4 separate regions of the Homo sapiens genome follow, and all the other regions are linked to region 2. Evidence: chromatin contacts called from ENCODE Hi-C or POLR2A ChIA-PET data. All regions are on one chromosome and are shown on one strand. Each heading gives the region's core, a stretch centred on a gene start or an enhancer-like site at or near the end of the contact. The rest is flanking DNA. Distances are from core to core; before and after follow the strand shown. Region 1 holds the start of ZSCAN26 (zinc finger and SCAN domain containing 26). Region 2 holds the start of GABBR1 (gamma-aminobutyric acid type B receptor subunit 1). Region 3 holds the start of ZSCAN31 (zinc finger and SCAN domain containing 31). Region 4 holds the start of ZNF165 (zinc finger protein 165).

Evidence for each region. A loop is a pair of places that touch in the nucleus more often than their neighbours do. ChIA-PET counts read pairs that join two places held with the same protein, here RNA polymerase II (POLR2A). Pooled maps may share reads with other maps.
Region 1: a pooled map shows a loop between it and region 2 (5-fold over the local background). The contact joins the promoter of ZSCAN26 here to the promoter of GABBR1 in region 2. A Hi-C loop is called at or near these places in 3 of 50 pooled maps. POLR2A ChIA-PET finds 5 or more read pairs at or near these places in 2 of 52 experiments (activated B cell and activated CD4-positive, alpha-beta T cell).
Region 3: a pooled map shows a loop between it and region 2 (5-fold over the local background). The contact joins the promoter of ZSCAN31 here to the promoter of GABBR1 in region 2. A Hi-C loop is called at or near these places in 2 of 168 maps with a recorded cell type or tissue (endothelial cell of umbilical vein and vagina) and 8 of 50 pooled maps. POLR2A ChIA-PET finds 5 or more read pairs at or near these places in 1 of 52 experiments (K562).
Region 4: a pooled map shows a loop between it and region 2 (12-fold over the local background). The contact joins the promoter of ZNF165 here to the promoter of GABBR1 in region 2. A Hi-C loop is called at or near these places in 5 of 50 pooled maps. POLR2A ChIA-PET finds 5 or more read pairs at or near these places in 4 of 52 experiments (A549, A673, B cell and 1 more).

The regions. Positions count from the first base shown.
Region 1 is chr6:28,265,469-28,269,069 of GRCh38, reverse strand. It overlaps ZSCAN26 (zinc finger and SCAN domain containing 26), which reads right to left and starts at 1,927. Exons shown (of 4, transcript NM_001023560.4): 1 at 1,857-1,927. RefSeq lists enhancers at 1,321-1,885, 2,030-2,089.
Region 2 is chr6:29,631,924-29,635,072 of GRCh38, reverse strand. It overlaps GABBR1 (gamma-aminobutyric acid type B receptor subunit 1), which reads left to right and starts at 1,890. Exons shown (of 23, transcript NM_001470.4): 1 at 1,890-2,223; 2 at 2,688-2,772. The coding sequence starts at 2,688.
Region 3 is chr6:28,334,533-28,337,678 of GRCh38, reverse strand. ZSCAN31 (zinc finger and SCAN domain containing 31) reads left to right here and starts at 1,531. Exons shown (of 4, transcript NM_030899.5): 1 at 1,531-1,597. RefSeq lists an enhancer at 1,866-1,985.
Region 4 is chr6:28,079,274-28,082,450 of GRCh38, reverse strand. It overlaps ZNF165 (zinc finger protein 165), which reads right to left and starts at 1,883. Exons shown (of 4, transcript NM_001376491.1): 1 at 1,481-1,883. RefSeq lists enhancers at 1,438-1,557, 2,358-2,427.

The DNA of each region.
Region 1 (3,601 bases), core at 678-3,177, 1.4 Mb after region 2:
GCAATCTTGGCTTACTGCAACCTCCGCCTCCCGGGTTCAAGTGATTCTCCTCCCTCAGCCTCCCGAATAGCTGGGATTACAAATGCCTGCCATGACACCCAGCTAATTTTTGTAATTTTAGCAGAGACAGTGTTTCACCATGTTGGCCAAGCTGGTCTCGAATTCCTGACCTCAAGTGATCCACCGTCCTCAGCCTCCCGAAGTGCTGGGATTACAGGCATGAGCCACCGTGCCTGGCTGGGTATGAGGCTGAATTAGTGGTGAGTTCATTTCTATAATGTGATTAAATATATCAAACACAATATATAATAAATAATTTGATAAACTGTTTTGGGAGGAGCTCCATCTACCCAGCTATTTGAGCCAGAAAACTGACCATTCCTTCCTCCTTTCATATCTCATGTATCTGATCAATCAAGTTCTATTGATTCTATTGCTTAAATATCTCTCAAATCAATCCACTTCTCATCCCCTTTGCCATTGTCTTCTCCTACCTAGACCACTGTGACAAACAGACTGGTCTGAGACACCAATCTATTTTCCACACGCAAACAGTGATCATTCTAAGGAGGATATGAAATATTATTATGTCCCTGCTATGCCTGTTACATATAATGGCTGATTATTACCCTTAGGATCAAGTTCAAAACATTTAATATGGTTTACATTGTTTTTTGATCTAATAAAGTACTTTATTTCATCAAATTTGCAATACTCCTTCTTGCTCCTTGGCCCTTCCACAGCTTATTCCTTCTGCTTGGACCACCCTCCAACCCTCCAATTTTCTTCTTGTTAATGCCCACTCACACTTCATGTCTCAGCATAATAAAACAATGAGCCAGGACAACTATACTACATGTTTCACATATATTAATTATTTAACCCTCACACAACCCTATAAAGAAGACACTATTCCTAATTTCTTCGTGCAGAGAAGGAAATTGAGACGGGGAGAGTTGAAGAACTTACACGAGGTACCAAAGCTAAACCTCAGATCTTTTCTCCAGTATCTCTTGCACCCACAGGCCCAAAACCTTGGATTTATATTTGCCTTCTTACTGTCACACCCTACATCTGACCCAGTAGCAAATATTATTGTCTCTATTTTCAAAGCAGATCATAATCTGATCACTGGCTCAAGATATCCTTATCTCCCACCTGAATTACTTGGAATTTTAAAAAATTACTCTTAACTTTTAAGTTTTCTTGATTCCATTCTTGCCCACTTACAATCTATTATCATCATGAGTCTCCAAGTAAAGAAGCTTTAAAACATAAGTCAGATCATGTTTTCTTCTGCTCAAAATCCTCCAAAAACACACACCAAAAAAAGACAAAATTCCTTACACGATACAGTTCTCATTTCCTCTACACTCTTCCTCTCCATACCCCAATCTCTCTGACATCATTCCCTACAAAGGTCGCCTTTGTTCACTGCTCCAACCGCTCTGGTCTCCCCGTTATTCCTCAAATATGCCAAGCAAGCTCCTGCTTTAAGACCTTTGCACTTGCTATTCCCTCTACCTAGAAAGTTCCTGACCGCAAAAGCCACTTAGGTCTTTCCACCCACCTCCTTCAGATTTCTGCTCAAATATTACCTTCTCGGTGGCGCCTACCTTTAATATCTACTTAAAATTGCGCTGAATGGATGAAAAATATGCAGCAGAAGGTTGTACTCTGTTTACCAGATCCACAGCTTCATCACTCTCATAGGCCCCAGGGCCGACACCTCCGCTACGGACCCCGCCCCCTCGGTCGAGGGAAGATTCTCTGCACCCGCCGGGAAGCAGCTGCTCCCTAGGCCCCTAGGCCGCAGTTCCGCCCCAGCCCGGGGCCCAGCTCCAGGGTCCGCTCACCTGGTCAAGGGGCCTCAGAGGACCCAAACGCTCTGAAACAGCGTCTTAGCTCATCGCCGAGTGTCAGCTCTAGCTCTTCGGAGCGCTTTCTTCTCCGCTCTAGGAACGCTGGAGGACCTTGGCTCGATGGTGCTGCCGCTTAGGCATCGCAGAAGGAGACTAACATGGGTGCTGCCTGCTGAGGACGGCTGGGAGGGTCATTTCGTTGTGAGCTAAGATTGTTGGGGTTTTTTTTTTGTTTCTGTTTTTGTTTTTGTTTTCTCATTTTAAAGTGGATGTTTATTTTATTCATGTAAAAACAGGCCAGCTCCGTTGAGTGTTATCACAAACAGCCAACATTTTCACTTTGCTCACATAAATAAAACACACATACTTCGCCATTTTTCGCAATTTAGAAATTCATCAAACACAATGGCAAAAATAATTGTCAAAGTATTTCGAAAATTAAACTAAACAATGGACATACGTTTGGATTGAAAGGTTTAAGGTAAGAAGAAATTAGGGCTATTACTGTGAGAGAAAATAAATCAACAACACTTTGCAATCAATGTAAGTTTCAGGGGGAATAAAAGCAACAGATATCACTTTATCAAAATAAATTCTACAACAGAGAACAGAAATAGTCTCTCTTGCCCACAGTATCACAAACTGGGTTTTTATAGTTTTTGAATAAGATAAACTCTTTGAATGCTTATACATTGCTAGTGGGAATGTAAATTAGTTCTGCCACTGTGGAAAGCAATTTGGAAATTTCTTAAGGAACTTAAAACAGAGCTCTCATTTGACCCAGCAATTCCATTATTGGGTATATACCCAGAGGAATATACTGTTCTACCATAAAGACCATGCATGTGTATGTTCATCACAGCACTTTTCACAATAGCAGAAACATGGAATCAACCTAGATGCCCATCAGTGGTGGACTGGAAAAAGAAAATGTGGTACATAACACCATGGAATATCATGCAGCTAAAAGAATGAGATCATGTCCTTTGCAGCAACATGGATGCAGCTGGAGGCCATTTATCCTAAGCCAATTAACACAGGAACAGAAAACCAAATACTGCATGTTCTTACTTATAAGTGGGTGCTAAACATTCAGTAAACATGAACACAAATGGGAACAACAGACACAAGGACTTCTTGAGGGTGGAGGGTGAGAGGAAGGTGAAGATTGAAAAGTTACCTATAAGGTACTATGCTACCACTTTGGTGACAAAATCATTTGTACACCAAACCCCAGCAGTATGCACTTTATTCATGTAACATACCTGCACATGTACCCACTGAACCTAAAACAAAAGTTGGAAGAAAGAAAAAAAAACCTTTAAAAAATCTGAACAAACTTTTGTGTTTAACTGATCAGTTGACAGAAGCTTTGAAATATCATTAAATATACAAAACATTGTACTGACGTGTAATTTATTCAGTGTTTCAAGCATTGAAATTATCATAACAGAAAAAAAACAACCAGTTTCATTATCACAAGCAGTTATCTTTTCTTCTTAAGTGTCTGAATGTATCTTTGAAAGCATATTTTTAAAGTAAAAATTAAATATGTTTACTTTAAAACTTTTCATAAGGCCAACAAATCTAGTCAATATGTGTTACTAATTAGAAGTCAATATTCTTTCTTGAGAGGAAAACTCATATATCTTATTTTTTAATATCTAGAAAAGGACCTTTTCAAAAATTATATAAGGGATAAACATAAAGAAAATTTAATTTAAATAGAAAGTAAATAC
Region 2 (3,149 bases), core at 641-3,140:
TATTCTTCAAAGCACTACCTACATGTTGAAGAATTGTTCCTCACCCAGATTCTCAAAAGTCCCCCAGGACATTCACGTAGTGAAAACCTGTGTTTAATTATCTGAGCCTATAACTTAATACAGTTTTAAAATTTTTTTTTAAATATACAGTGAACTTTCTAGGAATGCAATTATAGTTGTGTGTAAAATTAGGGAAAATTAACTTTGCTACCAAGAGTTGTTCAACATTTTGTTAAATCACTTCATTGATGGCAACATGCTGGAGGTAGTTGAGTCACCAACTCAGCACCTGGATCAGCCTGTGTTGGTAGCAGTTTCATCCCCGTGGTTCTGTGAATAGGTGGAAGCATCTGCTTACTCCATCAGGACTTCTAGGGTAGTCGGGCCTTGGCACTCACACATTAAAATACTGTTTATGTTATTTTATTGCAAGTTACTTTTCTTTCATTTCCCCTTTACGTTACAGAAAGGGAAGCATTTTGCTTTCTGTTTAAAGTTGTGTATGTAGGTAGGTTATATCATCTATGACTTTCTCTCCCTCCTTCCCTTTCTTTTTGTTTGAGATGGAGTCTTGCTCTGTCACCCAGGCTGGAGTGCAGTGGTGCGATCTTGGCTCACTGCAACCTCTGCCTCCCGGGTTCAAGCGATTCTGGTGTCTCAGCTGGGATTACAGGCGCACACCATCACACCACGCTAATTTTTCTATTTTTAGTAGAGATGGGGTTTCGCCATGCTGGCCAGGCCAGGCTGGTCTCAAACTCCTGAGCTCAAGTGATCAGTCCGCCTCGGCCTCCCAAAGTTCTGGGATTTCAGGCGTGAGCCTCATCTATGAATCTCAATTTAGGACAGTAAAAGTGTCATTACAAAATATTTATTGTAAAAAAGGGTTGGAGGTTGAGAATCTCAATTCTAGTCAGTCTCTCAGTGTTTGGTTTCTTCCTACCATTTTTCCCCCTAGGACCAGCCAGAAAGCAGCTTTTTTTTTGTCCCCCCCAACAAGGAGCCCACTGTTTCCTCTCCCAGCCCAAACTCAGGCCTACGAACAACAACAGCACAACACACACACACACACACACACACACACACACACACACACACACACACACCCCTCCACTTCAAGGTATAGCCAAGAGCTTCTGGAGCCGTCAAAAAGGTCTGTACCTGCTGTCTTTAGAGCTTCCAGTTTGCCCTTGGTCAAGAAATACTGTTTGCTAGGCTCTGCTGGAGTACATCAGGTAATACTGGCTTCTAAACCACCCTGAGGTTCTTTTCTCTTGTCCTTTTACTCCCTTCGTACTTCAATTTCTCTCCTTGATGTCCCCCTCCCTGTTTTGTTTTTTGCCTCCAATCCGTTCTGCGCGTTCCCTGCAGAGCAGGCGAGTAGCAATGCTGCTGGACCATGGAGCTGCTCTAGTCTCCCAGAAATCTCTTCTACACCCAACCCTTCTTGCGCTTAGGTGGTCCTCAGTCCCCCTCCCCCACCTCCTTCTGACCCAGGCTTCTTTCTCGCCCTCCGGTCGCAGTTCTCCTGGGCATCTGCCTCTGCCTCTCTCCTCTCACCCGGATCTAGGGCTGCCTTCTCTTTGTGCAGCCGTCTTTCTCCACCTTCATCCCAGACTCCCTGTCTCAGCGCCAGCTCCTCTGCCTTTGGCTCGGGTTCCCTCTCCCCCACCCCAGCTTCCAGTTGTTTGGCCCGCAGGTCCCTCGGCAGTGACCGGCGCCCCCCGACGAGTGCGTGTGCACCAGGGCACCTCCCTCTCCCCCACCTCTCAGCCCCGCGCCTCTCCACCGCCCGCCCCACCGCGCTGTGGGCGGTCCAGGGCGGGGCTGGGATCCGGGGCGGCTCCCGGGGCTCGGGTTGTGGGAGGCGCCCTCTCCCCGGTCTTCCCCTCTCTTCCCCCCGCCCTGCCTTCCCTTGCACCCTCCTTCTTCCCTCCGCCCGGGAGCTCTCCCTGGTCCCCGGCGCCGCCTCCTTCCCTCCCGGCTCCCCGCTCCCCGCTCCCGTGGCTGCCGCCGCCCCGGGGAAGAAGAGACAGGGGTGGGGTTTGGGGGAAGCGAGAGAGGAGGGGAGAGACCCTGGCCAGGCTGGAGCCTGGATTCGAGGGGAGGAGGGACGGGAGGAGGAGAAAGGTGGAGGAGAAGGGAGGGGGGAGCGGGGAGGAGCGGCCGGGCCTGGGGCCTTGAGGCCCGGGGAGAGCCGGGGAGCCGGGCCCGCGCGCCGAGGTAAGAGCCAGGGCCCCGGGTTAGCAGGGCTCGGAGAGGGGGCGCGCGGCGTGGTGGGGGAGGGGGCAGTGGGCGCAGGGCCCAGCTGGGGGAAGCGGGGCTGGGGGAGAGGAGGAACCGCGGGGATGGAATCGGGGAGCGCTGAGGCGGCCGATGCCGGGAGCGTGGGTAAGCCAGGCTTCTGCGAGCCGCGGGGGCCGGGGGAGAGGAGGTGGTGAGAGGTGGAGTCCCGGGAGGGTTGGGGGCCGAGGGAGGCAGGAGGAGGGTGGGGACAGGCTTTCTCTCCTCCTCTCCCCCCACCCCGCGCGGGGCTCCGCCCCCGCCTCCTCCGCGGGGCGCTCTCTTGGTCCCCAGGCTGAGCCCGGTCGGAGCCTGCGAGGCAACCGGCAAGAGGTCGAGTAGTCTCCGGGTGCGGGCCGCGCCGGCGGGGCTCGGTCCAGTCCTCATGGCCGCCTCTCACTTAGATGTTGCTGCTGCTGCTACTGGCGCCACTCTTCCTCCGCCCCCCGGGCGCGGGCGGGGCGCAGACCCCCAACGCCACCTCAGAAGGTGCATCCTTCTTCGACGACCTCCGGCCCTCCTTCGCTCCACTTCCCTTTCCCTGCATCTCCTCATTTCTGGTCCTCATCACTATCCCATCAGTCCCACATATCATCCCGGTCTGGCAACCCCTTCTGCTCGGCCCGACTTTACTACTGCTGACCTCCTTCTGTCACCCCACGTTACTATCCAGCACCTCTTTTCTCTGCCCACATTGCTACACTATACCACCTTCCTGTGCATTTTCTCCGCCTCAATCCCCTTTCCCAGCCCCACATTACTACCTCAATTACTCCCTTTTCTTGGTCCCACTTTGCTGTCCAGATGATCTTATTAGCCTCCCTTTATCCTCCTATCCTAATTCAACTCGAATATCCTCATTTAGC
Region 3 (3,146 bases), core at 282-2,781, 1.3 Mb after region 2:
TATTCCTTGTTACATTATAAACCCCATGAGGATGAGGACCTTGTGTCCTTCATTATTATTATATCCAGCAAGCCCTTGGCACAAAGATCGCATTCAATGGGAATCTATATAATTAATGAATGAGTTGTAAAAAATCAATTCAACCTCTTAACATGTATTATCTGTCTTCTCTATTTCTATTGCTACTGCCTTGATTCAGGCCCTCACTCTCTCTACCCTGGATTCTTGTAGTAGTCTCCTAGCTGGTCTCCCTGCCTGTAGTCTCATTTCCTTACAGTCCATCCCCACATGGCTGCCAAGATAACATTTCTAGATGTAAATTTGATCAGACTGCTCAAATTCCTTGGTTAGGGATCCAAAAAAAGTAAGAGCTGGTGCCCCTGCCACATATACCACTCTCCAGTCATGCTGATCAGCCCAGTTCTTTGGATGTACCAAAGGATTTCACCCCAGTTCTGCTTTTGTACATTTGATTCCCTCTCCCAGAAATTTATTTCCTTTGCTCCTTTTCCAGTGTACACTGGCAGATTCCTGCTGAGTCTTGTTTTGCCCCATTAGTTTTCCTCTCTCTTCCACGCCACGAATTCAAACTAATACATACATTTATTTCCTACATACGTACTTAGCATGTTCCAGAGGCTATTCTCATCGATTTACAAGCACTTATTTTATTTTACTTCATTTCACATGCACGTCTGTTTTACGCAGTTACTTGTTTACACGCTCTTCTTCTAGACTTTGGGATTCCAGAAGACAGAGGTTTGAGTGTAAAACACAAAATAACAAAACCACAACAAAAACAACTCTGTATTCTCGTCCCCACCATTACCATCTCTCCTTTGTGATGTCAAAGAGACCAGAGGAAGTGGACAGACTCGGGGAAGAATAGGTAAGTATTAGAGACAGAAAAAGTATGAAGTCCCTTCTGTGAGGACTAACAATAGTGATGCCATTTTACAACCTTGATGACTGTGTTCTCAAGAAACAAAGCAAATGTCAACCCCGTCCATAGCTTCAACAGAGCATAACAGCTCTAACCGCAACAGAGCCTAACGGCCCTAACCACATCTGTCCCCAGTTGGAAAGTGTCCAAACAGTTCCAACTAGCCAGCACTTCCCCAACCCCTCCCCAACAGAAACTTTATTATAAAAGCCTCAGCTTGTAAGCGATCAGGATCTCAGCCAGATTCCTAACTGGAACTCTTCGCAGGCTTTTCCTGTAAATAAACCTGTTTGGCCGTGGAATTGCCTCCTGTTACTCGCTCTCTACGTTTATATCTTCCTAACACCTTCCGGCTCTAATGTTTTGGGTCTCGATGACCATCTAACTCCTAAATGCTGGGGGCCGCTCCCCATAGAAATGCCTCGCCGGATTTCTCCGCCTCGCACCCAGTGGGACTGGGATTTTTGGCCCCGGGGTTTGCAATAAGGGAGTCACCAAGCAGCAGCCACCTCTGGAATTCCTAGAAAGGAAAGAGTTGCCTGGCTTCAGCCAGTGGGCTCAGAACGGCTGACGCATTTCCGGCCTTTGCGGTTGATCGGTCATTGGGGTGCTGCAGCCCCGCCACCTGTTCCGTAGCTTGCCGGTGCCCCGAAGGTGAGTCTTGGCCCCTTGTCGCGACCCGCCAGGTTCCCAGAAGATTTCAGGTCTGTGCCTTGGAGTAGGCGGGGAGGGAACGTCTGCGCAGGCGTGACCCCCGCCCCTACACATTCACTGGCCTGAAGCCCCCGTGGAGTAGGTGGAGGTCCCGCCCCTTATCCTGAAGATTAAACAGCCTTTCTTTGTCTGAGATAACGCCCGGAGTTCTTTGTCCTGCCTCCAAGACGATAAAGGAGCGCAGACACAAAGGTGAGGTTAGAGCGAAAGTTTAATAAGCGAAAGGAAAAAGCTCTCTGCCAGCAGAGAAGGGGTCCCGACCGGGAGTACCCATTATGGGGCCCGTTCTGGGGTTTTTATGGACTGGAAAGGAGAGGGAATGCGCTTAGTCTGCGGGCTGTCCTGGCGAACGCTTGACTCAGCTTGGTCCGGGACCAATCAGGAGCTGAAATGATGATTCATAGCTGCTGCTTAGCTTGGCCCAGGACCTATCAGAAGCCGAAGTGAAAGTTTGGCCCCGGACCAATCAGGGGCTGAGGTGATGATTCACAGAAGCTGGGCTTATAGTCCTAATAAAGGAAAGTAGAGCGCCTGCCGGAACCTACCAGAACCCACCGTGTCCATACCCACAAAAGGAGAAGAAACTTTTCCTGGGAACCTGCTGACTATACAAAGGACAAAGGCATTATGTGTCAGGCCTTGTTCCCTTATCTGAGTGAGCTGGAGGTTCTGTGCAAGTTTTTATCCAAATGGGCCCGAGGTTTTTCTATCTATGCAGCCGTGGGCATATCTCTAGGCACAACACCCTGTGCTAGTTCCCTTATCGGTGCCTGCAACCTGATTTTTTCCCCAGGCTTAGTTTTATGTTATGTGGGGATAAGACACTAAATCATGGGCGGGGGCAGGCTCTCCAGGGACCCTTCCCTTGCTATCCACCTAAGGCAAGCTAGGTAGCCCTTTCACAGGGTGGTGGGAGAGACCCCTAGAGAGGTCGGAGCTTTGCGGCGAAACCGAGGTCCAGAGGTAGAGAAGGGTCTCTCCCTGTCAAAAGCCTTATTTCCTATATACACGTAATTTTTATTTAATAAGTCAACATTATGCAATGTTTGTCGCATATGTTTTCTTTAAATATTGTAAAAACCACCAACCTCATAACTTGTCACCTCTAGTTTCTAATGCATCTCTAAAAATTGGGGACATTTCCCTACATAACCACAAGATTATTAGCACACCCAACTAAGTGTAGGCGCTTCACCTAACACCTAGTTCATGTTTAAATCCTTCCACCCCCTGTTGTCCCACAGATGTCTTTTATACCTGTTTGTACCAACTAGGATCCAATCATAGACCACTCACTGCATGTAGTTGAGTCTTAACCTAGGGCAATTTTACTCTTTGCCTCCCTTCCTCCCATCCCATTGCCTTGTTTAAAAGGAGGCTCTTCCAGTCTTCCTGTAGTGCATCCCCATTTCTGGATTTGACTGTTTCCTCATGGTATTTAAGGTCTTCTTCTGTTTTCTTGTCATCGTAATTGGTATCCTTTGGGATT
Region 4 (3,177 bases), core at 634-3,133, 1.6 Mb after region 2:
AGTGGGTAAATCTCTGTTCAAGGCTCTCAGCTCTGAAGGCTGTGAGACCCCTCATTTCCCACTCCACACTCTATATTTCTGTGTGTGTCTTTAATTCCTCTAGCGCCACTGGGTTAGGGTCTCCATGACCGAGCTTGTCTTGGCAGACAAGATTCATGAAAAGGGTAGTTGAAGATATGTAACAGTATTAATTCTCCAAGAGTATGAAATAAATATCACTAGGTTCAGACTGAACCTTGGAAAACAAACAATTTGAGTATAAGTAAGAACAAAATTTATCAATGATAAAGAAAAAAAAGGGGGGTTAGTTCCATGGTATATTAACCAGAGAGTCTCAATCCCTTATATTTTACTGGGCCATTTCTTTGATATTTCTGGTTATGTTTCCTAGATGCGCTAACCAAGTAGTGTCCTAATGCTTAATGAGCATGATCTCATTTACCATAGTAAGATGGGTGTAAAGTAGGCCCATATAATCCGAATGAAATTTCAATTATGCTGAGCAGCTGGTTCTATGACATGTTATCTCAGCTGACAGTACTATCTCCAGGTGTTTTATCACTTCTCATCTATTTAAAACCGAGTCCCCCTAAAGCTGGTAGCTTTAAACTAATAAATATTGATTGAGCATCTAGTGCCTTATAATATTGTGTTAGGAGGACTTACAAAAATGGGTAAGCAGATGTGTGAAGAAACGCTAGGAGAACAGAGAGGAACGAGTAATTAATTATGATGAGAAAGTTGGAGGTTAAAGAGCAGGGCTCCTGATGGATGAACATGTCTTGGTGGGCATGTTGCGGGAGGGGAAGACGGGTGAGAGTTTTGTTGGTGGAGAGGGAGACAGTCAGGGGAAATCCGGTAGAGACCACAAAGCAGAACAGAGACTTCAAGGGGCATGCTGGTAAAGGCTCCCATAGTACCTTGTGTTTCTCAAGGGCAGGGGGTCAGTGTTGGTTTAACTGCATCCTCGGCACACAGGAAATACTATTTACCGTGTCAATAAATTTCAGGACAAGCGGGGTTGTCCCCAAGTGTCCTACAAAACGGCGGTTACTCTTCCCAAGGGAAGCAGGGGATTGGGGATGGTCCTCGCAGCAGTTTCTTTTCGCAGACAATGGCAGATCTGAGACATGTGGCACCCCTCCCCGTTCCACCTGGCTGGAATGGGCAACTCCTCTTACCAGTGACCCCAAATTCAGGATCAGTAGGACAGCCCCCACCCCACGCCACCAAGCCCTCAGCGCTCCACTATGACGTCACGCGCGGCGGCGGTAACTATGGAGACCGCCAAACCCTCACTAAATGCGTAAGCGCGCCTGCGTTCCCAACGCCGAAGCTGGTTCTACCTTTCTCCGGGATTCCTCTGAGGGCCAAGGTCTGGTCACCCAGAGGCTGCTAATTTCAAAGGCAATATGAGAGGGACTGGATGTTTGGAGGGGGACACGGGGCTGGACATCTGGATCCCCAAACCCGGACTCACCTCTCGGACAGGGCTGATTCCGATCGGACACTTCCGGTGGAAGGACTGAGCGGCGCTACACTTCAAGAATTCCGTCCACAGGGACTTGTGAGTCTGCGCAGAAGGCGGGATGCCTTTGGACTACAATTCCAAGAATCCTTCCTGGGTCTCTTCGGGCGCAGACTTTTCGCCAAAGTCCTGAAGATCTCAGGGCTTGAAGGAGGGGGCATCTTTTTTCTCCATTGTAGTAGTGTGTCTTGCTAAATAACAGAAGGGACTCCTGAAAAGAAAATGACGTTGGCCGGGCGCGGTGGCTCACGCCTGCAGTCCCAGCACTTTGGGAGGCCGAGACGGGCGGATCACGAGGTCAGGAGATCGAGACTATCCTGGTTTACGCGGTGACACCCTGTGTCTACTAAAAATACAAAAAAAAAAAAAAAAAAAAAAATTGCCGGGCGTGGTGGCACGCGCCTGTAGTTCCAGGTGCTCGGGAGGCTGAGGCAGGAGAATCGCTTGAACCCGGGAGGCGGAGCTTGCAGTGAGCCGAGACCGCGCCACTGCACTCCAGCTTGGGTGACAGAGTGAGACTCAGTCTCAGAAAAAGAAGAAGAAGAAAAAGATACACACTCGAGCACACATTTTCTCAGCAAAGCAATTTACTTCTATAGAAGGGTGCGTCTCACGGATGGAGCAATGGCGAGAGCACACCTGAACAAGGGAGGGGAAGGGGTTCTTATCCCTGACGCAGGTAGTCCCTAGTGCTGTGTCGTTCCCCTACTGGCTAGGGTTGGACCGCACAGTCTAAGTTAATTCCGATTGGCTATTTTAAAGAGAGCAGGGGTATGAGCCGGAGTGGTAGGGTGAGCAGTTTCAGTGGGAAGGACGGTTACGGAACAGGTGACTAAAGGTGACTCAGGTCAGAGCAGGTGACCAGGGGTGACTCAGGACGGAGCAGGTCACCAGGGGAACAGATGTGAACTACTGATTAGAACTGGTGGAAAAGGTTGTTTACTGAAACTAGAGGCAAGGAGACGAGGAAAATGAGGAAGTTAAAGTTTAAAATGGAGAACAAAGAATTGAACATACTGACATACTGATTCTTTGAAGAGAAATTTAGAACTCACTGTATTTAACAAGGAGTTCAAGGCCAGCCTGGCCAACATGGTGAAACCCCGTCTGTACTAAAAATATAAAAATTAGCTGGGTGTGGTGGTGGGCGCCTGTAGTCCCAGCTACTTGGGAGGCTAAGACAGAAGAATCGCTTGAACCCAGGAGGTGAAGGTTGCAGTGAGCTGAGATCACGCCACTGCACTCCAGCCTGGGCGACAGAGCAAGGATCCATCTCAAAAAAAAAAAAAAAAGTTTATTCGGGAATAGGAAATTGCAATAAGAATAGACGTGCCAGAGTAAACTATGTTTCTATTCAGGGAGGTAAAGGAAGACAAAGGTTTTTAAAGGAAGAATGGGGAGGATTATTTAATTGTTTTGAAATCATTATTCTTGACTACAAAGATCGGTAACGAGGATGACACCAGTCTGAGGTTAGACAAACAGTTGCTGGGCGGATGTCCTTGCAGAGGTATTTTTGGTGTAAGATGGGTTTTGCAGTCATATGTGATAGTTTTCTTATGAGGCATACAAGCCTGAGAAGTGTCTCTTCATAGCCCTCCCTGGCTCTATCTGTCAGATTATTGCTTTTGTTTTTATTTTTTAACACT